Regions from separate parts of the Mus musculus genome. Here region 2 is linked to region 1. Evidence: chromatin contacts called from ENCODE Hi-C or POLR2A ChIA-PET data. All regions are on one chromosome and are shown on one strand. The core of a region is the stretch at or near the end of the contact, and the rest is flanking DNA. Distances in the headings are between cores, read along the strand shown. Region 1 holds the start of Maged2 (melanoma antigen, family D, 2). Region 2 holds the start of Tro (trophinin).

Region 1 (2,759 bases), core at 161-2,660:
TGCTTGTTTGGATGACTACCAAGGTCATAGCTATGCTCTCTAGTTCCAAGAAGACACTTAATCCCCATACAACACCTAAGATCTTCTAAAACACACACCTACAACATCTATGTGGTGACCAGCTGTAGGGTGCTTTCATAGACCCTCAGGACCCTCAGGTTTGAGAACTTTATTTTCTTGGTATTGGAAGTTTTCCATAAGTTGGATAGGATAGGAATTTGGGGCACCAGAATTGGAAGAAAATGAGAGACTATTCATTTGTGCTCAGCAGAGAGAGCCTAGGAGATAAGAAAGTAGAAGGGTGACATTACAAACTTGGGGGAAGTAACAGTTTATAGGAAATGAAACGAATATATAAACCCGCCTTGATGATGTGTGAAAATGTATGTGAATCAAATTGTCCATAAAGCCATAAGGATTGGCTATCTTTCATTTGTCCAGTATGGGCAAAGGTGACCTCAAGAAGCAGACTTCTGACTATTTGTGTATAAGAAAGATCTTGAATTTTATTTCTATAACTACCGTGAATTATAGTTTATAATAAGCTTTTTCTGGGTCTGCATTCACCTGCTCTATTGCTAATGATATTTTGTCTACTTCTCTTTGTCTTTACATTTTATCTTGTTCTCATGAAGACACCCAGTTGTTTATGTGAATTTATCAGGCAACAGAAGTGCCATTTCAAACTAGTGAAAAACGTTATTGAGGGTGAATCTGTCAATGCCATAATAAAAGTCATTACTTTGTACAGTTAACTTACGCTGAAAATGGTAGTTTTTTCAAATGAATTGAATCAGCAAAACATAATAAAACAACAAAACAGTCCAATATAGACACCAGGATGGTCCTTGTAGCATTGTTTGTAATAGTTCGAAAAGGGGGAAACAACCCAGAAAGTACACGAAGCTGAACTAAGTAAATAAATTATAGGACAGTTATACAAGAAAACATTATACATTTCTAAAAAAACATATGCTAAGGGAAAGAGGTTTGAATATATAACTTGAAAAAAAGCAGTTACAGAACAGTAGGTAACTAGTATAGCCGGTGTAGGGAGAAAGTGCACATAATCAGACTACAAATTAAAAAATTAATGGAGGAATGTCTATCAAAGTACTCAATGTCATGAGTATTTCTGAGGAAGGAGATTAAAGATAGCTTTTAATTTTCTGTTACATATTTCTGCATTTCTCTGGTTTTCACATGACAACACACTACTTTTGTAGTAAGAAAAATAACGATATAAAATAAATAATTTCAATGAATGAATCGTTTTCGTGGGGGCAGTTTGGGTTGGAAGGGCTTCAGACCGAACCTGGTACAGAGGCATAAACATGGGCTTTGGCGTCAGACAGCATTGAGCAGGGCCCCATTGCCCCACCCCCGAGGAAGGGGGCGGGGGGTAGGGGGCTGCGGAAAGGGGCTGGGCTGGGCTGGGCTGTCTGCAGCTCTAGTCCAGGAGGCTGAGACTTCGAGAGGGACTGAGAGGAGCAGGCACACGCATCCCAGACTCACTGGAGGACAAGGTGAGGGAACAACATTGGGCTTTCCTGGTGAGCAGACAGTGGTTCTAACTACCTGAAACCTATAGCTGGGCAGGTGGGCAATTCTTATTTGACCACTATAGCTGGAGCAGAAGTGCTGCATTTGATGCGGTGTGAGAATGAGAACGACCAAGAAAGTAGTAAGCTGTATATGAACTGGACAGCAGAGACTGGCAGAGGTGGAGGGGAGAAAAAGGGGAACTGTGCATGCTTGGAGGAGAAGGAAGAATATGGGGAAATAAGAAGGGGAAGGCGAGATCCAGGGACAAGAATAGGGGATGCAGAGAAGGGTTAAGGGACACTGGGGAGGGGGGTTGCATAGGTAACACAGAGAAGGATGTAAGGAATGGGAAGAGATTTCTGTAGAGTAAATAGGAAATGCGATGGGAAATAGGGAGTCCGGAGTTAGGCAAGGGAATAGGGAGGGGGGGAATAAGGAGTGTTGAGGGGGGAGGGGCAGACGGGCTGGGACGGAGGCCCCCTAGGGAGGCGGAAAGGGGCGGGACCACTTCCGGCCTTTAGTGGGGAGGGCAGTATCTGAGTTTCGGAGGGGCTTGGAGAGAGTGGACACACTCGGGAATTGTAGGAGGACGAGGTAAGTCATGGGCCCCAGCTTTGGATGAGAGCCTGCTAGGGGTCGGCCCCACCCTCTGGGATCTGGAGAAAACCTGCCTTAAGAGCCAAATCTTACCGAATCCATCCAGCTAGGAAGGGAGGGGACTGGACCCCGTTTGGCTGGGCCTAAGATGGAATCACTAGTTCAATCCTGAGTTGAGGAGGGGGTGTTACAGGGAAGGAGCCAAACCAATTTGGGTTTTACCGTTTGGAGGGGGGCGTGTTAGGATAAAGGGCGGGACCTGGAGGCTCTGTGAAATTGATAGGGTGGTTGTGAGTAGGGGAGGGGCTAGGACCACCAGACACTGCGACAATTTGGATGGAAGGTTTGTTGGGGAGGGGGCGGGGCTGAACAGCATTGCGGACCTGGAGAGGGGCGTGTATAGGAGTTGGGTGCTGGACTGAGACCGTGGACATTGCGCATGCGCTTTATGTATAGCTAGAAAGGGGCGTGTTGAGAAGGGCTCGCAGAGACTGGGCCAGCTGCTGAATGCGCATGTGCACGGTGGACTTCAAAGAACGGGTTTGTACTGGGAAAGCAGGCGGGGTTGAAAGGGCGCTGCAGAAGACGCGCATGCGCACTCTAAGCCTGCGGCTGGG
Region 2 (2,759 bases), core at 139-2,638, 160 kb after region 1:
TGTTTGACTGTGCTCTATCCCCCATTCATTATTAACATTATTGCTCCATACATATAGGTGCTTCAGTGTTGGATTCATAGATACTTTTAATTTTTATATGGTCCTTGTGAATTGTCTCTTATTATATAATTCTTTTGTTGTTTGGTTTTCTTTTTTATTTTTAATTAGGTATTTTCCTCATTTACATTTCCAATGCTATCCCAAAAGTATCCCTTGGTTTTCTTGATACAGGACCTCACTATGTAGCCCTGGCCGGCCCCTGAACTCATAAGATCTGCCTGTTTCTGCCTCCCAAGTGCTGGGATTCAACGCCCAGTGTATAATGTCATTCTTTTTTATAATGTCTCATTTTAGCTTTGACTGCCTTTTTTTTCTGACATAATGGTCTCTACTCAGTTTGACATAATTGAATGAAAAAAAGTGAATGCTACAAATTGTTTCTTGCACTGGCGAGTAGTGTGCTACATCACAAGAGAAAGCCTAAGTCCTTGTTCAGAGCATCAGTAAAAGAAGAACATGAGAAAAAAAGATGTGTATGTATATTTGTATGTATATATATGCACATATACATATGATTTTTAATATATCATCTCATCGTAGAAGGCTGTACTTGAACTCAAGACCCTTCAACATCTCCCTCCCAAGTAGTGCTGGAATTATATCAGGGCTTTGTTAAATGCCCGCTCCCATAGTTTCCAAATAATTTTTTTTTTAATTTTAAGGAATCAGTGAAATTATTTTGAAATAAAATAGAAGCATGTAGGGATTTTTTTATTACATTTTTATTTGTAATAAATAAAGTGTGTGTACATGCACATATGTGTTTGTGTGCAATCAGAGCTGTGAAGACAACCTGTGGGAGTAGGTTTTCTACCTCCGCCATGTGGATCCAGGGAATAGGATTCATGTCCGCAGGCTTGGAGTGCTTTTACCGCTGAGCCATCTGACAGGCTCTAATTGATTTTTCTTACATCTACTGTTTAACTATATGTATTTAATTATTTATTACATATTGTTTAAATATATATTATATATATGAATTATTTGAGAGCATCACCTTAATGTTCAGCGCCTCTATCTTAATCTAGTCGTATTTTAGAGGCAGTAATGAATGTGACGTTCTCACAGTATATCACGCCATGTAATTAGTGTTGTCAGGACAGGCGTGGGAGCTCTGAGGTCATTTTCTTCAGGAGAAACTGAAAAATCAAATAGGAACAGGGACACGTATTGGGGAACAGAGAAATGAAATGGAGACTAGGTGTGAATGCTGAACAAGAGGTAGTAAACAGATGCGCCACACTGAGGAGACTGGGAAGCCGTTAGCGGGGAGGGGGTGGGGCGGGCTGGTAGGGACGGAGACCCCCCTCTGGAGGCGGAAAGAGGCAGGACCACTTCCGGCCAGGGGGGCGGGTTACAAGCTCAGACCTGAGGAGAGGCTTGGAGAGAGCAGACGTCCTCTCGGCTCACGAGGGCGAGGTGAGCTGAGGTGGCCAGCTTTAGGAAAGACCCCGTGGGGGCTTCAGAGCCGCGGCTTCGGGGTGACTGGCTTCACACAGCATTAAGGTTTGACAGGAACCTGGCTGGATTCGGGATCTAGCGGTTTCGATGTGGTGGGTTTAGAGGTGCCTGGACCCAATTCTCACTGCGTAAAGGCGGGGGCGGAATCTCCGGGCTACGGGAAAGTCTAGACTCAGTTTGGGGATGGAAAGAAGGGATGCAGACCTGGTTGGGATTTTGGAAAGGAAACATCTAGAACACGTTCTGGCTGTAGCAAAAAGGGAGGAGGGTCGAGTTCAGGAGGGAGGTAAGGGACCCGGATCAAGCTGAAGAAAGGGGGCTGGACCCCGTTATGGGCTACGAAAAGGATGAATCGAATCTGGACTAAGAAAGGAGCGACAGAATCCTCTTTAAACGGCCAGAGGACCAGGCTTGGAAGGGAGAAAGGACGGGCTAGGATCCGGGTAGCACTGCTTTGAAAGAGGGGATGACCTGGTAGGGTTAGGGAGCTGGGAATCATGAAGGGGTTATCCCTGTTGGATTTGAGGGTGGGGTATCAATGTTGCAGAAAGGGCGGGGCGGGGCCCTTGCAGACGTGGACCGGGGGGGGGGGGGGCGAGGGGGGATAGTGTTGGCGAAGGCGACTGCGGCGCGGGTGGGGGGGGAGGGGGCTTGAGGAGGGTGGGAGGTGCGGAGGACTGCGGAACCACAGCCTGAGTGAGTGGCTGATGGTTGGCGCGGGCTGGCGCGGCCGCACAGGAATGGGGGCGGGGGTGGGGTGGGATGGTGGTAGGAGGGGGTGGCGCGAAGAGGCCCTGTGGAGCCTGGGGTGGGGGGACGGGCTGAGAAATGATGTAGGAGGAGGAGGCGGTGGGATCGAGATGTTCTGTAGCTCTGAGAGCGGGGGACATATGTGGACATGAGATGGTTAGAATGGTCCTGTCCACCATAGCGCATGCGTATTGAGGGCCTTGAGGACCAGCTGCATTTGGAAAACCTGTTATCATGCGCGCGTGCGTGTGTGTGTGCACGCGCATATGTGTGTGTGTGTGTGTGGGTGGGTGGGTGGGTGTGGGTGCGCGCGTGTGTGCGTGTCTCTCGCTCTCGTTCTGTGCGCATGCGCACTGTCAGGTTGCGGTGTGGTAGAGGGTATTAAGGTGTAGGTCGTAGAATTAATTTGCCATCTTGGAAGCAAAAGATGCTGCAGCTCAGAGACCACATGTTCTGGGCTTCTAGATAGGCAAACCCAGAAAGATTTG

Evidence for each region. A loop is a pair of places that touch in the nucleus more often than their neighbours do. ChIA-PET counts read pairs that join two places held with the same protein, here RNA polymerase II (POLR2A).
Region 2: a loop to region 1 is called in a map of left cerebral cortex, with 3 times the contacts of the local background. The contact joins the promoter of Tro here to the promoter of Maged2 in region 1. A Hi-C loop is called at or near these places in 1 of 37 maps with a recorded cell type or tissue (left cerebral cortex). POLR2A ChIA-PET finds 5 or more read pairs at or near these places in 1 of 5 experiments (embryonic stem cell).

The regions. Positions count from the first base shown.
Region 1 is chrX:150,812,996-150,815,754 of GRCm38, reverse strand. Maged2 (melanoma antigen, family D, 2) reads left to right here and starts at 1,410. Exons shown (of 13, transcript NM_030700.3): 1 at 1,410-1,526.
Region 2 is chrX:150,656,065-150,658,823 of GRCm38, reverse strand. It overlaps Tro (trophinin), which reads left to right and starts at 1,388. Exons shown (of 13, transcript NM_001002272.3): 1 at 1,388-1,479.